3 separate regions of the Homo sapiens genome follow, and regions 2 and 3 are each linked to region 1. Evidence: chromatin contacts called from ENCODE Hi-C or POLR2A ChIA-PET data. All regions are on one chromosome and are shown on one strand. Each heading gives the region's core, a stretch centred on a gene start or an enhancer-like site at or near the end of the contact. The rest is flanking DNA. Distances are from core to core; before and after follow the strand shown. Region 1 has its middle 58 kb from the start of MIR4475. Region 2 has its middle 41 kb from the start of PAX5. Region 3 holds the start of PAX5 (paired box 5).

Evidence for each region. Hi-C counts contacts between places; a loop is a spot of excess contacts on that map. ChIA-PET counts read pairs that join two places held with the same protein, here RNA polymerase II (POLR2A). Pooled maps may share reads with other maps.
Region 2: a map of CD8-positive, alpha-beta T cell shows a loop between it and region 1 (13-fold over the local background). The contact joins two enhancer-like sites. A Hi-C loop is called at or near these places in 1 of 168 maps with a recorded cell type or tissue (CD8-positive, alpha-beta T cell), 1 of 37 single-sample maps with no recorded cell type and 8 of 50 pooled maps.
Region 3: a map with no recorded cell type shows a loop between it and region 1 (6-fold over the local background). The contact joins the promoter of PAX5 here to the enhancer-like site in region 1. A Hi-C loop is called at or near these places in 1 of 168 maps with a recorded cell type or tissue (naive thymus-derived CD4-positive, alpha-beta T cell), 2 of 37 single-sample maps with no recorded cell type and 10 of 50 pooled maps. POLR2A ChIA-PET finds 5 or more read pairs at or near these places in 1 of 52 experiments (activated CD4-positive, alpha-beta T cell).

Annotation. Positions count from the first base shown.
Region 1 is chr9:36,764,454-36,767,396 of GRCh38, reverse strand. No RefSeq gene overlaps it. Among named protein-coding and RNA genes, the nearest start is that of MIR4475, 58 kb to the left of the region's middle. RefSeq lists enhancers at 1,367-1,526, 2,047-2,565, 2,566-2,943. Within about 2 kb of position 1,361, at least 5 of the 41 ENCODE cell types and tissues checked have a DNase peak (open chromatin) inside an H3K27ac peak, as active enhancers do.
Region 2 is chr9:37,073,421-37,076,363 of GRCh38, reverse strand. No RefSeq gene overlaps it. Among named protein-coding and RNA genes, the nearest start is that of PAX5, 41 kb to the right of the region's middle. Within about 2 kb of position 1,388, at least 3 of the 41 ENCODE cell types and tissues checked have a DNase peak (open chromatin) inside an H3K27ac peak, as active enhancers do.
Region 3 is chr9:37,032,899-37,035,841 of GRCh38, reverse strand. PAX5 (paired box 5) reads left to right here and starts at 1,574. Exons shown (of 10, transcript NM_016734.3): 1 at 1,574-1,856. The coding sequence starts at 1,811. RefSeq lists silencers at 2-161, 1,242-1,421, 1,688-1,808, an enhancer at 862-911 and a promoter at 990-1,428.

The DNA of each region.
Region 1 (2,943 bases), core at 112-2,611:
AAAAACCATCTAAACTCCTATTATAAAAACATTCGAAGGAGTTCTGCACGGCCTGCTCTCCTCTGCTCTTACCTCGGACCTCCCCGTCTAGCCTGGCTGCTTCGCCCTACATGCAGCACACTCATCTCAGCTTTGGGGACTTCTCTCATGTTGTTCCCTCAGCGTGGAGACTTCTCCAACTGCCAATAGTGCCCTGCTCTCTAGTTCAGCTCAAATGTCACTTTCCCAGTATTGCTACCTGAATTATGCCCCATTATTTTGTTTCTTGACACACTTATTCAATGTGTAATTATAGAAGAGACTGCGGGTTTGTTTACTGTGTTTCCACCCATAGATGGTGAGGCCCATGAGGAGAGGGTCTGAAGGTGTTTCCTCAGAGCCCAGACCATTCACATAGATCACCGTGTATCTTCAAGTCTGCATTCTGAAAGCTCCCGTGTCACTAAAAGTATGACAAAATAAATGCATTATGGGAAAGAAACAGAAAGGAAGAGAAGGGAAGAGAAGAGAAGGAAAAAAGGAAGGAAGGAAGGAGGGAGGGAGGGAGGGAAGGAAGGAAGGAAGGAAGGAAGGAAGGAAGGAAGGGAGGGAGGGAGGGAGGGAGGGAAAGAAAAAGCAAAAAAGAGCGTAGACCAGCGCCTGGTACAGGAAGCACTGAATCCATTTTGTTAAACCAGAGCTAACCCTTGAAGGCCTCTTTCTAGATGAAAAGGAACCTGCCAGGCGCGGTGGCTCATGCCAGCACTTTGGGAGACCCAGACGGGTGGATCACCTGAGGTCAGGAGTTCGAGACCAGCCTGGCCAACATGGTGAAACCCGTCTCTACTAAAAATGCAAAAATTAGCTGGGCGTGGTGGCGGGCGCCTGTAATCCCAGCTACTCGGGAGGCTGAGGCAGGAGAGTCGCTTGAACCCGGGAGGTGGAGGTTGCAGTGAGCCGAGATCACGCCACTGCACTCCAGCCTGGGAGTCAACACTGAAACTCCGTCTCGAAAAAAAGAGGAACCTGAGGCAATGGAGACCCCCTGAAGGATGAGGTCTGGGGTTGTCACACAGGAAAGCAGCGGATGAAGGCGCAGCCCAGAGCCCTTCGGGGGCCTCTCAGGCCACCAAGCAGCCCGGGAGTCCCGACAGTTCGCCTCTGGGGCCTCAGTGTTAGGGACGGGGAGAGGCGGGGCTTCCTCCGCGGGGGCGGTGCCTCGGCCCAGTTCCAGGGGCGGGCTCTTCCTCAGGGAGCTTCCTCATTGGCTACCCACTCGCCCAATGAAGTTCCACCTCTCGGAGGTAGACGCTCTACCCAAGTGGGCCCCTCTCTATGGTCCCACTTCCTCCCGCCCAGAGTCTCCGGGGAACCACAACACGTTACCCATGGGCACCTGTGAAGCTGAGGCAACCTTCTGGACCCCAGCGCACGCTCTCGGCCAGCTGTCTTCCTGCTCGAGCCCCTTATGCACAGGAAGTCTCACTCCTCGCCGAAGAGCAGGTTCATCTATTAATTCAGTCAACCAACACGCAACACCTGCTGTGTGCCAGGCTTTGTGCAGGCGCTGGGGGCATAGGAGGTGATCCGGTTTCTTTCTGTGCATTCTCTCTTACTCTCTTAGAACCATCTCAGACACAGCCTGGGCTTAGTGACCTCCACGTGTGGGACATTCTTGTTTGCTCAGACGTCCCTCCTGGAGATCTCCAGTCCTCCTGGATGCTTGTCCCACAGTCCCCCTCCAGCACGACATGAGTCATTCGTTTATTTACTCAAAAAATATTTAGCGATCACCTACTAGAAGCCGACACTGTTGTAGGTTCTGGGGATGGCGCTGTGAACACGGCAGATGGAATTCGTACTCTCTTATATGCTGATTGAGCAAAGACAAGAAACAAATAATAGATGAATGTGATTGTTTGCCATGCAGTGATCACTGCTGTGAGGAATGAAAGCTGGGCCCCACGGAGGAGACGATGTTTCCGCAGATGGCTCTGGTCGAAGAAACATCAGTTCTCCCCACACCTGTTCCTCCTCTTTCTGTCAGTGGCGTCTCCAGTCTCTCCTGACCAGAAAACCTGGAGTCCCCAGCTCTTCCCCTGTGGACTCCATCCCATGTCCCTCTCGCACCGGCCCACTCCCTGCACGCCTTCCCGTCCTCCCCACCTCGTCTCTTCCCTCCCTTCCTCTTGTCTCATTCCTGTCCCCTTCTAACTCATCTTCGCCCGCCGCTGCCAGGGTCGCCTCCCATCCATAGCTGCTTAAAGACCTGCGGTGGTGACCAGGTGCTCTCGACAGAAATTGCATAATTCCAGCTTGATAATCAGTGTCCTCCACAATCTTGTCCTAGCTAGCCCCCCAATCTTATCCTTCATGACAATGTTTTGCACCCCCAGCATGGGGACTTGGCGGTATGTTCACAGCGTTTACCTCCTCTGACCCCCTGCTCGCCGCTAGTTTCCTCCTCCTGAAGGCCCTCCTCCACCCTTGGTGGCTAAGTGCCGGCGCCACCTGCCACCTGCGCCACCTGCCACCTGCCACCTCCTCCTCCGAAATTCCTTCCCTCACACGCGCACACACACATCACACACACCACAGCACACACACACCACACACACACACCACTCACACACACCACTCACACCACACACACACCACAGCACACACACATCACACACACCACAGCACACACCACTCACAGCATACACACCACAGCACACACACCACTCACACACATCACACACACCACAGCACACACCACTCACACCACACACACCACAGCACACACCACAGCACACACACACACCACTCACACGCACCACTCACACACCATTCACGCACCACGCACACACCACAGCACACAGACACATCACACATACCACTCACACACACCACACACACCACAGCACACATACATTACACACGCCACTCACACACCACAGCACACACCACTCACACACCACA
Region 2 (2,943 bases), core at 139-2,638, 310 kb before region 1:
TCTAACATATACCCACTCACCCTACTCTGCGGCAGTTTTGGGTCTTCAGGGAAACTTTCCACCTCAGCCTCTCTCCACATACACAGCATTTCTCTTTCTAATTGAAGCTGTCTCTACTCCCCATTTCTCCTTTTTTTCTTTTCTTTTCTTTTCTTTTTTTTTTTTTTTTCGACACAGTATCTCACTCTGTCACTCAGGCTGGAGTGCAGTGGTGTAAACACAGCTCACTGGCACCTCAACCTCCTGGGCTCAAGAGATCTTCCCACCTGAGCCTCCCAGGAAGCTGGGACTACAGGCGTGCATCACCACACTGCACCTGGCTAATTTAAAACTATAAACATTTTGTAGAGATGGGATCTCGCCGTGTTAACCAGGCTGGTCTTGAATTCCTGTCTCAAGCAGTCCTCCCGCCTCAGTGTGAACCACAGTGCCCAGCCCCTACTTCTTGAAATCATGGGTGACAGCATGCACAAATATCCTGAAGTCTTTCTTACAGAGTATTTTCTAAAGAGACCAACATTTATTTGAGAAGGGAAGCACCTGTTCTTCCCACGGCAGTGGTAGTAGGACAACAATGCGCAGCTGAATTGGGATGAGGGGCCAGGACAAAGCAGAAATCTGCTGCAGAGAGCAGGAAAGATATTCTGTAGCAGGATCTGGGCAAGCGGCACTCATCCATATCCTTTGCATTGCAAAGAGAGGAGCTACCTCCTTCCTTTTTATTTTCCAGTTTATTGGTGGCTCCTAGAACCTCTGAGAACTAACTGATTTTGACCTCTTAACAGTTGCCTTTCAACTACCATTCATTTACTGCAAGCCTACTGTGTAACAGGCCCTTGCTAACCACTTCAGATATATTGTCTCTTGTCCAGCTTCAAGTGACTCTCTTAGGGAGGGATTAGCCTCACCTCACTAGTATGGAAATGGAGACTTGGAGTAATCAAGTGACTTGCTCTGAATTACACAGCTGGGAAGTGGTGAAGCTGGAATTCAACTCAAGTTATGTCTAGATCTAAAACTCATGCTCTTTTCTATGCTCAAAGCTGCATATCAAAACTGAACTTTAGCATGGAGTCTATGATGACTGGCTCATGTCTCTCCACCCAGCACCTAGCCCAAGGCCAAGCACAGAGAAGGCTCACAGTGGACACTTTTGGAATGAGTAGATTTTTTATGGAATGGTTGGTAAATGAAGGCCTGGGCACGGTGTGAACAGTGTTGTGGGACAGCAGAGGAGGGGGTAGTGGCTGATTAGGGGACGTGGAGAAGCCTCTGCAGAGGAACAGAAATGAGTGAGGCCTGGAGAAATAAGTAGTCAGACAAAGACGGACAATTCAGCATTCTCACAGCAAAGACCACTAACAGGCAATTCACAGAACAGGAAACCCAAAGGCCGTGAATAGGTGCTCTGCATCACTAACAGTCAGAAAAATGCAAATTATCTCATGCACAGTAGATGAGAATACAAACTGGAAAAGTGTGTTAGGAGAGCTATTTAATAGCATCTATCACAATTATAAATGAGGTATGTTCTTAAATGTGTGTACAAACATTGTGATAGAAAAAATGGAAATATTCATTAGTAGGGAACAAACTAAACAAGAACACATTTATACCATTTAAAAATATTATGCCACGTTTGGCTGGGCACAGTGGCTCACACCTGTAATCCTAACACTTTGGGAGGCTGAGGAGGGCAGATTGCCTGAGCCCAGGAGTTTGAGACAAGCCTGGGCAACATAGCCAGAGGCAGTCTCTAGGGGAAAAAAAAAAATATATATATATATATATGTGTATATATATATATATATATATATATATATGCACACACATATGTGGCATATGTATATATATGTATATATATGTATATATATGTGTGTGTATATATATATACACATATGTGGCATATATATACATATATATATGCCATTTTTAAAAGAATAAAGGGAATCTGCATGCACTGACATGGAAAGATTGCCAAAGACGTACACTTAAATGAAAAAAGGTAAATTGCAGAGCAGTAAGGATATAGTGTTCTCATTTTATTATGTTTTTAAAGGGTACAAGTGTGCCTGTGTATAGATATGTGTGTATATAAGTGCATAGACAAAATACTAGATGAATACCAATCGTTAACAGTGGTTATTTACCTCTTAGGAGGGGAGTAGGAATGGAGGAGATTGAAGAATGACTTTCACTTTAAAAAGTGAGATGTGATTCATTGAGAAAAACAGCACATTACTTCTATGGCATTCACATCAAAAGTGCGTAACTTGAATATAACCATGAGGTACACTCTAAAAATACTGGACTTATCTCTTCAAAACTGTCAGTGGCAGGAAATGCAAAGAAAGACCGAGGAACTGTACCGCATTAAAGGAACAATTGGCAACATCCAGATCTAGGTTAGAGGACAGTACTGCATTAACATTATTTCCCCAATTTTTATATTTACATTGTGGTTATGTAAGAGAATGTCTTGGTTTTATTTTTCAGGTCGAGCACACTGAACTACCTGGAGTAAAGGGGCATCATGTCTGAAACTGATGCTTAAGTGGCTCAGAAAAAAAATTCTGGGAGCTAGAGGGAGAGAGAGACAGAGGAGTGTGGTAAAAAGTTAACATTTTGGGGATCTGCGTAAAGGTATATGAGGATTCTTTGTACAGATTTTGCAATTTTTCTCCAAATGTGAAATTATGTCAAAATATAAAATTAAAAGACAAAATTAAAAGAATGAATGAGAGTTTGCTAGGTAGAGAAGCAGGGGGATCTTCTGGCAAAGGAACAGGATAAGCAAAAGCATCACAAGTGTGCGAGTCTTCTGTGTTGACAAACAAGCCCTGACTCTGAATATCCAGGACTAGCATGGTGTGGGGAGACGGGGATTAGACGTATGATGAGCAGCATAACCCACAAATGGACACATTTCCCTGCTACCTAAGA
Region 3 (2,943 bases), core at 325-2,824, 270 kb before region 1:
GCTCCTCCCAGGCGCTGCCTCCCGGCGCGGGCGAGGCGGGAGGGCGGGAAGCCTGGGCTGGGGCTGGGCTGCGGAGGGAAAGAGTCGAGCACTCGGAGATGGCCAAAAATCAAATCTCGGGGTAGGGACACGGGCCCGCAGGCTGCAGGGAGGAGGCGGCGCTGGGGAACTGCGCAGACCACTTGGTGGGGGGGCCGCCCGGGAATCCACAGCCACATTTCCGATTGTGGCGAAATCTGCTCAGTGGATATGTGATGTCCAGTTGCCGCCGGGGGCCCCCCTTTCCTCGAGCTCTAGGCTCTTCCCCCTAGGTTGCGACCCAGCCTCGTGACCACCCCCTCCAAAAAACAAACAACACTCTTGCTGAGGACGATTCACTCTCCAAAACTGCCATTGTCCGGCGGGCCAGGAGTCCTCCTACGGAGCGCTCCCCCGCCCTGGAGAACCTTTCCCCTGCGACCACCCCGCTGCAGGGCCCCACAGGCTTTCAGTGGCTAGGCCCAGCAGCTGAACTAACTCAAGGCTGGGGAGGGGAACAGGGAGGGGAGGCTTGAGTCTGGCCCGAAGAGAGAGGGCTGGACATGCCACACCTCTGCTCGGTCTCTGTGGATCTGATTTCCTCTCTGGAATCAAGTCCTGGGGCTCTGGGACTCCACAACGTCTCAGGGCTCGAGGGCAATGCGATTCCACTTATGGGCCGGGGTAAGGTGTCTGGAACTCCCGCCAATCTCCAGAAACTACTGAGATGTTCTGCTCTGCCCGGGTGCTCCAAAGCGGAAGCCCGGATTTCATCTCCAGTATTTCACAGCTTAACCTCCATGCTCTGGGCCAGAATGGAACTTGATGTGGGGAGGGGTTCTGGGACTAGAAGACTGGATGGGACCTGGGGGCTTTAGGGATCTGGCGCTGCCCTAGGGTCAGGGGCCCAGCAATAGTCAGGACCCCAACAAATTGGGGTGGGGGTTGGATGGCTGGGAACCCTGGGGTCGGGCGCCGCCCTAGGGGTGAATCGGAGTAAACCGGAACGTCGCCTCGGTGCCTGGCAACACTGCCAGCCTTTGCAACCCCTTTCAAAAGCACCTGCTTGGCCGAGCAGTTAATTTCTTCAAAAACAAAAACCCGGCCTGCGCTCGTCTAAGCAGCGGGGTTTGCACATGGAGATGTCACAGGCCCCGCGCACAGCGCAGAGGGCCGCGACCCCCAAGCGCATGTCTTAATAGAAGGTGCGGCTGGAAGACCCGGGCTCCCGGGCTCCGCTTCGGTCTGCCCCTTCCCGTAGGTGCGCTGGCTAGCGCCCGGCGCAGGCTGAAGCCTTCCTTCCCTCCCCCCAACCCCTATAAAAGTCTGGGGCGGCGCGGCAGCAGCACTGCTGCTCTCCCGGCTTCCCGCTCTACTCCGGCCGGGCCGGGTCCGCCACGTCTGGCGCGCTGAGCAGGCCCGGCCGCGCAGCGCCTACCCTTTCCTCGCTCCGGGCCGGCAGTGTGGGGCGGCGCGCTGGGGGCGCGGCGTGTCTGGGGACATCTTGTGATGTTGGCGAGAACAGGACATGATCTCACATGGCGAGAAGCTCTTTAGTTCCTTAATCATTTCACGGTGCCTTCGGACGCTTTTTTTCCACCTAAAACGTTTAGTTTCAGCTCAGTGATCAGCTACCCCAGCTCGGCGGGGGAGCGGAAGGCTTGAATTATTCCGACCTGTGAGCGGCCCCTGGCACCAAAAAAAAAAAAAAAAAAAAAAAAAAAAGAAAAAAAAAGGCACAAAAAAGTGGAAACTTTTCCCTGTCCATTCCATCAAGTCCTGAAAAATCAAAATGGATTTAGAGAAAAATTATCCGACTCCTCGGACCAGCAGGACAGGTAGGACCGCGATACGGGCTCCAGATGTGCAAACTCCGGGACACGGCCAGGCCTTGGTCCCCACGCAGGGTGACCCTGGAGGAGGAGGGGGCGCGCCGCATTTTCGTAGAGACTGTCTAACTGCGGCGTGTTTGTTATGTTTTTTCACCTATCTGTTCACACACTTCTGCATCAGTCCAAATATCTGTGAGTTTGTCTGTGTTTTTCTCTGTTTCTGAATGTTCACGCTGGCGTCCTTCCGGGGGTCTGCAAGTTAGGGCCTGTGTGTTTATATAAGGGACTCAGTGTGTTCATTACAGTATATGTATTTTTAAAAGATGTAAAAATATATGAGTTTGTGTCCAAAAGTTGTTTGCCTGTGTGTGTGTGTGTGTGTGTGTGTGTGTATCTTTATACTCGTGGGGTATTCGTGTGTGTTTATAAGTTAGTACTTGTGTATATTCTTTTGGGTATCCAAAATGTGTGTCTACTATGAGTGTTATTTATGTAATTCGGAAATATCTGAGTGTACATCCACTATTTAAAGGGTCTGCATTCACCTGTTATATCCCAAGTGATTTTTGGATGTGAGAAAGAAGTGGCTACACTGACCTTTCCATTTTTGGATGTCAACGGCTGTCCGATGCATACACGCCAATGTTCACATTGTGTCTCTAGGCAAACTCCTAGACGTGGGTCTGGGGCCTATGGAGATCCGTGGTGTTTAGCATGTGCATTGTAAGGCCCAGTGTCCATTCTATTGGGAGATAGGACCAGGAATGAAGGTGTGAATTCAGGGCATGCAGCCTCTTGGTGTGCAGTGAGCACTGTTCAGGCTACCATTTGTACAAACAGGTCTCCTGTGGCAGGCACAACCTTGCAGATGACAGCGGACACCTGTAGGGTTAGTTGTGACATTTCTAGGGACCCCCAGCCTACATTCACTTTCACCTAGACAAGCCTCTGACACTGGCGTGTGTATTTGTGTGTACACACAGACACACACACACTGTGTCCTCAGGTTTTATCCTGTGGGTGCCGCACCAGTGGAGGAGAGCACAGTGGGTGGATGCATGTGCATAGTCTGGGCATTCAGCTCTAGGGCCTG